Linked DNA regions of Homo sapiens: region 1 is linked to region 2. Evidence: chromatin contacts called from ENCODE Hi-C or POLR2A ChIA-PET data. All regions are on one chromosome and are shown on one strand. Each heading gives the region's core, a stretch centred on a gene start or an enhancer-like site at or near the end of the contact. The rest is flanking DNA. Distances are from core to core; before and after follow the strand shown.

What was found. A loop is a pair of places that touch in the nucleus more often than their neighbours do. ChIA-PET counts read pairs that join two places held with the same protein, here RNA polymerase II (POLR2A).
Region 1: a loop to region 2 is called in a map of endothelial cell of hepatic sinusoid, with 8 times the contacts of the local background. The contact joins two enhancer-like sites. A Hi-C loop is called at or near these places in 1 of 168 maps with a recorded cell type or tissue (endothelial cell of hepatic sinusoid). POLR2A ChIA-PET finds 5 or more read pairs at or near these places in 7 of 52 experiments (A549, A673, PC-3 and 3 more).

What each region holds. Positions count from the first base shown.
Region 1 is chr20:48,944,578-48,947,277 of GRCh38, reverse strand. All of the region lies in intron 3 of ARFGEF2 (ARF guanine nucleotide exchange factor 2), which reads right to left. Among named protein-coding and RNA genes, the nearest start is that of ARFGEF2, 24 kb to the right of the region's middle. Within about 2 kb of position 1,262, at least 9 of the 41 ENCODE cell types and tissues checked have a DNase peak (open chromatin) inside an H3K27ac peak, as active enhancers do.
Region 2 is chr20:48,903,394-48,906,093 of GRCh38, reverse strand. No RefSeq gene overlaps it. Among named protein-coding and RNA genes, the nearest start is that of ARFGEF2, 17 kb to the left of the region's middle. Within about 2 kb of position 1,348, at least 2 of the 41 ENCODE cell types and tissues checked have a DNase peak (open chromatin) inside an H3K27ac peak, as active enhancers do.

The DNA of each region.
Region 1 (2,700 bases), core at 13-2,512, 41 kb before region 2:
TAGGCATGTGCTACCACACCCAGCTAATTTTTTGTATTTTTAGCAGAGATGGGGTCTCACCATGTTGCCCAAGCTGGTCTTGAACTCCTGAGCTCAGGCAATCTGCCCGTCTCGGCCTCCCAAAGTGCTGGGATTATAGGCATGAGCTACCGCACCTGGCCCTAACCTATAATTTTAAATTAAAGAAATATGAATATATTGGCAGGATATCCTCAAAAATGGTTTTATTATTCACTTGAGGCCAGGAGTTCGAGACCAGCCTGGGCAACAAAGTAAGACCCCGGTCTCTACAAAAAGTAAAAAAAATAACTAGCTGGGTGTGGCGGCACACACCTGTAGTCCCAGCTACTCGGGAGGCTGAGGTGGGAGGATTACATGAGTCCAGGAGTTTGAGGCTGCAGTGAGCTATGATCAAGCCACTGCACTCTAGTCTGGACAACAGAGTGAGACCCTGTCTCTAAAAAAAACCAAAAAAACTGGCTGGGCACAGTGGCTCACGCCTGTAATCCTAACACTTTAGGAAGCCAAGGTGGGCTTAAGCTCAGGAGTTCAGGACCAGCCTGGACAACATGGCAAAACCTTGCCTTTACAAAAAATAGAAAAATTAGCCCGTGGTCCCAGCTACTTGGGAGGCTGAGATGGGAGGATCACCTGAGCCTGGGGAAGTCGGGGTTTTCGGAAGCCTGATCACGCCACTGCACTCCAGCCTAGGTAACAGAATGAAAGGTGTTTCCTTTCTCTAAAAAATACCTATCTTTCTCTAAAAAAATAAAAAATAAAAATATATATATATATATATAAAATTGATATGTGACCAGAAAAACTTGGGGACTACTTAGTAGCTTAGACAAGACTGACCTTAACCCCCCTTACACTGAGCCCTGGCTGCGGGGAAGCGTGTAGCAGACCAAATGCTGGAGAAAGGGAAGACAGAATCTTTTTCACCTGGTAGAAGCAAGCCGCAGGGGAAGTCTCCAGGCTTCTCCCAGTGGAGAGGAAGCCTGAGCTAACTGTGCTTATGGCAAATCAATCCCAGAAGCACCTTTGCCACTCCTACTGCTGCGCCAAGCTCAAGGAATGGCAGGGCATAGCACTGATGTATCTGCAGCTGGTTTCAATTCTGCCCAAACCAAACTTTACCCCGATGCTGGCCTTCCATTTCTAAGACAGAGGTTACCTTGCCCACACTGGGAAAAGCCAGTCAAACAGGCTTGGCAAGGGCAGCCACCATGGGGAAGTACATTTTTTCCATTCAGTAGCCCAGGGAGCACCGAGCCACTTTCTCATGTCATAAAAAGGATGACTCATTTTGTATACTAAACAAAGAAATCCTAGTGTACCTATTACATCTCAGAGAATCTATTACATCTCAGAGAACTTCCATTCCTTTCTGTGTGTTTTTCCTTTTTTTAAAGAGACAGGGTCTTGCTTTGTCACTCAGGCTAGAGTTAGGTGTCACCATCACGGCTCACTGCAGCCTCAACCTCCTGGGCCCAAGCAATTCTCCTGCCTCTGCCTTCTGAGTAACTGGGACTAAAGGTGTGCACCACATGGCCCAGCTAACTTTTTATTTTTACTTTACTTTGTAGAGATGGGGTCTCAATATGTTGCCCAGGCTGTTCTCAAATACCTGGCCTCAAGTGATCCTCCTGCCTCAAAGTGCTGGGATTACAGGCGTGAGCCACTGCACCCAGCCAGAACTTCCATTCTAAAAAGAGAGATAACCATACCCCATAAGACTCAAGATTCACAGTGGGTTGAAACAAGGCAGGGTGTGTTTCCGTTTGAAATCATACTCAGATGCAAGGAGTTCCAGAAACAAACGATTTCTGTTACTAAACAGGCCAGAACCACATGGGTACAGTCAAGAGCAGGGGCCAGTTAAGAGCAGCAACCTTTTTCCATAAAGGAACACATACTAAATGTTTAGGCTCTGCGGGTCATTTGGTCTCCTTTACAGCTACTCCGCTAGGTCACAGTAGCAGGAAGGCAGCCACAGGTAATACATAAACGAATGGGCATAGCTGTTGCTACAGACTGAAAGTTTGTGTCCCCCTAAAATTTGTATGTTGAAGCCTTAAGCCTGCAATGTGATGGTATTAGGAGGCTGGGCCTTTGAGAAATAATCAGGCTTAGATGCAGTCATGAGGGTAGGTCCCTCATGACAGGATTAGTGTCCTCTAAGAAGAAACCAGAAACCTAGCTCTCTCTCCATGACACGTGAGAACACAGCTGTCTGCAGCCAGAAGGAGTGTACCCTCACCAGGAACCAAATCAGCCAGTACCTTGATCTTATACTGCCTAGCTTTCAAAACTGTAAGAAATAAATGCCTGTTGTTGAAGACATCCAGTCTATGATATTCTGTTACACCAACCCAAGCAGACTAAGACAGCTGTGTTCCAATAAAACTTTATTTGCAAAAGCAGACAGTAGGCCAGATTTGGCTCATGGGCCAAAGCTGATGACCCCTGGTTAAGAACACAGACACAGAGTCAAGAAGTCCTAGAAACCCACTGGGTGCAGTGGCTCATGTTTGTAATCCCCAAACTTTGGGAGGCCTAGGCGGGAGGATCACTTGAGCTTAGGAGTTCTAGACCAGCCTGGGCAACTTGGTGAAACCCTGTCTCTACAAAAAATATAAAAATAAAATTATCTGGGTGTGGTTGTGCAAGCCTGTGGTCCCAGCTACTTGAGAGGCT
Region 2 (2,700 bases), core at 99-2,598:
TGACTCGCACCTGTAATCCCAGTGGCTCGCACCTGTAATCCCAGTGACTCGCACCTGTAATCCCAGTGGTTTGCACCTGTAATCCCAGTGGTTTTGGAGACGGAGGTGGGACTGTTGCTTGAGCCCAGGAATTTGAGGTCTCAGAGAGCTCTGTCACCCACTGCACTCCAGCTTGGGTGACAGAGCAGACCCAAACTTTAAAAAAAAAAAAAGAAAAGAAAAGAAAAAAGAAATAAAGAAAAAAGGCCAGGCATGGTGGCTCACGCTTATAATCCCAGCACTTTGGGAGGCTGAGGTGGGCAGATCGCCTGAGGCCAGGAGTTGGAGACCAGCCTGGCCAACATGGTGAAACTCTGTCTCTACTAAAAATACAAAAATTAGCTGGGCGTGGTGGCATATGCCTGTAATCCCAGCTACTCCAGAGGCTGAGGCAGGAGAATCGCTTGACCCGGGAGGTGGAGGTTGCAGTGAGCCGAGATCACACCATTGTACTCCAACCCAGGTGACAGAATGAGATTCCGTCTCAGGAAAAAAAAAAAAAAAAGAAGAAGAAAAAGGCAAATTTAGACAGTTAAGGGCACAAGCCTCAGGGACTGCCTGAGTGTGAAGATGAGGGAGAGTAGGTGTCTAGTGTGACCCCCACGTTTCTTACTTGGGGAACAATGGGTGGTCAGGCCATTTACCAAGACAGAGAACGAGGAAAAGCTGGTTTCAGAAGAAGCATGTTAAAGATTCTAACTCCAAGATTACACCTTCCAATAAACATCCCTCTTAAGCAATGCTAGCTTCTGCAACACCTCTTAGATTATCTGACTTTTTTCATAAAAAGGAAAACTTTTGCACCGCTGCCAATGCAATTTCTATATTGGCCACCAGAGAGCACCAATGCTCGAGCAGTTCAACTAGACTCACCACCTGGTCCTGTTTTACACTTTAGAAAAAAAAAAAAAAAAAAAAAAAGCCGGGGGAAAGATTTTGGCTTCATCATCTTGTCTCAGAATCATTCTCGTGAGCTTCCCTGGCACCGGGATAAAATCTGATAGCTATGTCATGTGTGAAAAAGGTTTGGCTTATTGGATCCCTCAGTGCTAATTAGGAAAAAATCTCCTCCCTCACCACAATTTTCCATGTGTGCCTGAGCCCACCTCACGAAGTCCAGGGGACTTTCCTGATTTGTTTTGCATTGCTAGCCTTAGGCAAAACCCAGCACATTTTGCTTCTGATACATTTCCACTGCTGCCTCGTTTTCCCCACTGTCACCCGTGACCTCTGTGCTTCCCTCTCATTGCTGTGCTTCCAGCCCCGGGAACTTGCTCCTTCAGTTGCCTGATGGGAAAGCACAGAGGGTAGTTCCTTCCTAGAAGTGATTTCAGCCCCATTGCCTCCCATCCCCTCGCCTCTCATTCTCCAAGGACATTCAGCAGCTTGTGGGGGGCGGGGTATCAGAGCCTCACAGACCAAAGCCTGGTGTCTGCTGCCCTAGGTCTTTCTCTCTCTCTTTCTTTCTTTCTTTTCTTTCTTTCTCTTCTTTCTTTCTCTCTCTCTCTCTCTCTCTTTCTTTCTTGCTCTGTCGCCCAGGCTGGAGTGCAGTGGCAGTGGCGCCTTCTCGGCTCACTGCAACCTCCGCCTCCCGGGTTCAGGTGATTCTCCTGCCTCAGCCTCCCGAATAGCTGGGACTAAAGGAACGTGCCACCACACCCAGCTAATTTTTTGTATTTTTAGTGGAGATGAGGTTTCACCGTGTTAGCCAGGATGGTCTTGAGCTCCTGACCTCGTGATCCTCCCACTTTGGCCTCCCCATGTGCTGGGATTACAGGCATGAACCACTGTGCCTGGCCCTTTTTTTTTTTTTTTTTGAGATAGATTCTTGCTCTGTCGCCCAGGCTGGAGTGCAGAGGCACGATCATGACTCACTGCAGCCTCCACCTCTCGGGTTCAAGCAATTCTCCTGCCTTAGCCTCCCCAGTAGCTGGGATTACAGGCGCCCACCACCATGCCCAACTAATTTTTTTTGGTATTTTTAGTAGAGACGGGGTTTCGCCATGTCGGCCAGGCTGGTGTCAAACACCTGACCTCAGCTGGTCTGCCCACCTTGGCCTCCCAAAGTGCTAGCATTACCGGCGTGAGCCACCGCGCCTGACCTGCCCTAGGTATTTCTTTCTGTTGTTCTTCTAGATGACTCTAGGACCCCTGACCTCCTGGGGGGCCACTGCTTCCCCTCTAAACCCGCTCCCATGGCAGGCGATTTAGGGCCAACTCCCAAGCCAGATCCCACCAAGGGTGATGGTTCCCAGAGTCCCCTGGGCCCAGCGGCAGAGGGGACCAAAACTACCCACTGTTGTCATTAATGCACCACCTGGAAGTCATTATTTGGCAATAGAATCTCTCTATTCCTGAAGGTACCAAGGCCGTAGGAATTACAGATTCTCTCTGGTCTGGTAAACATTATCTCCCAGACTTGTGGCTGCATAGAATTCATCTCAGCCTGCTGAGATCATTGCTACTCACCTGGTTTTCCCATGATCAGAACTAATTTCTTTCTTCTTTTTTTTTGAGACTGAGTCTCACTCTGTCGCCCAGGCTGGAGTGCAGTGGCGTGATCTCGGCTCACTGCAACCTCTGCCTCCCAGGTTCAAGCAAGTCTCCTGCCTCAGCCTCCTGAGTAGCTGGGACTACAGGTGTGCTCCACCACGCCTGGCT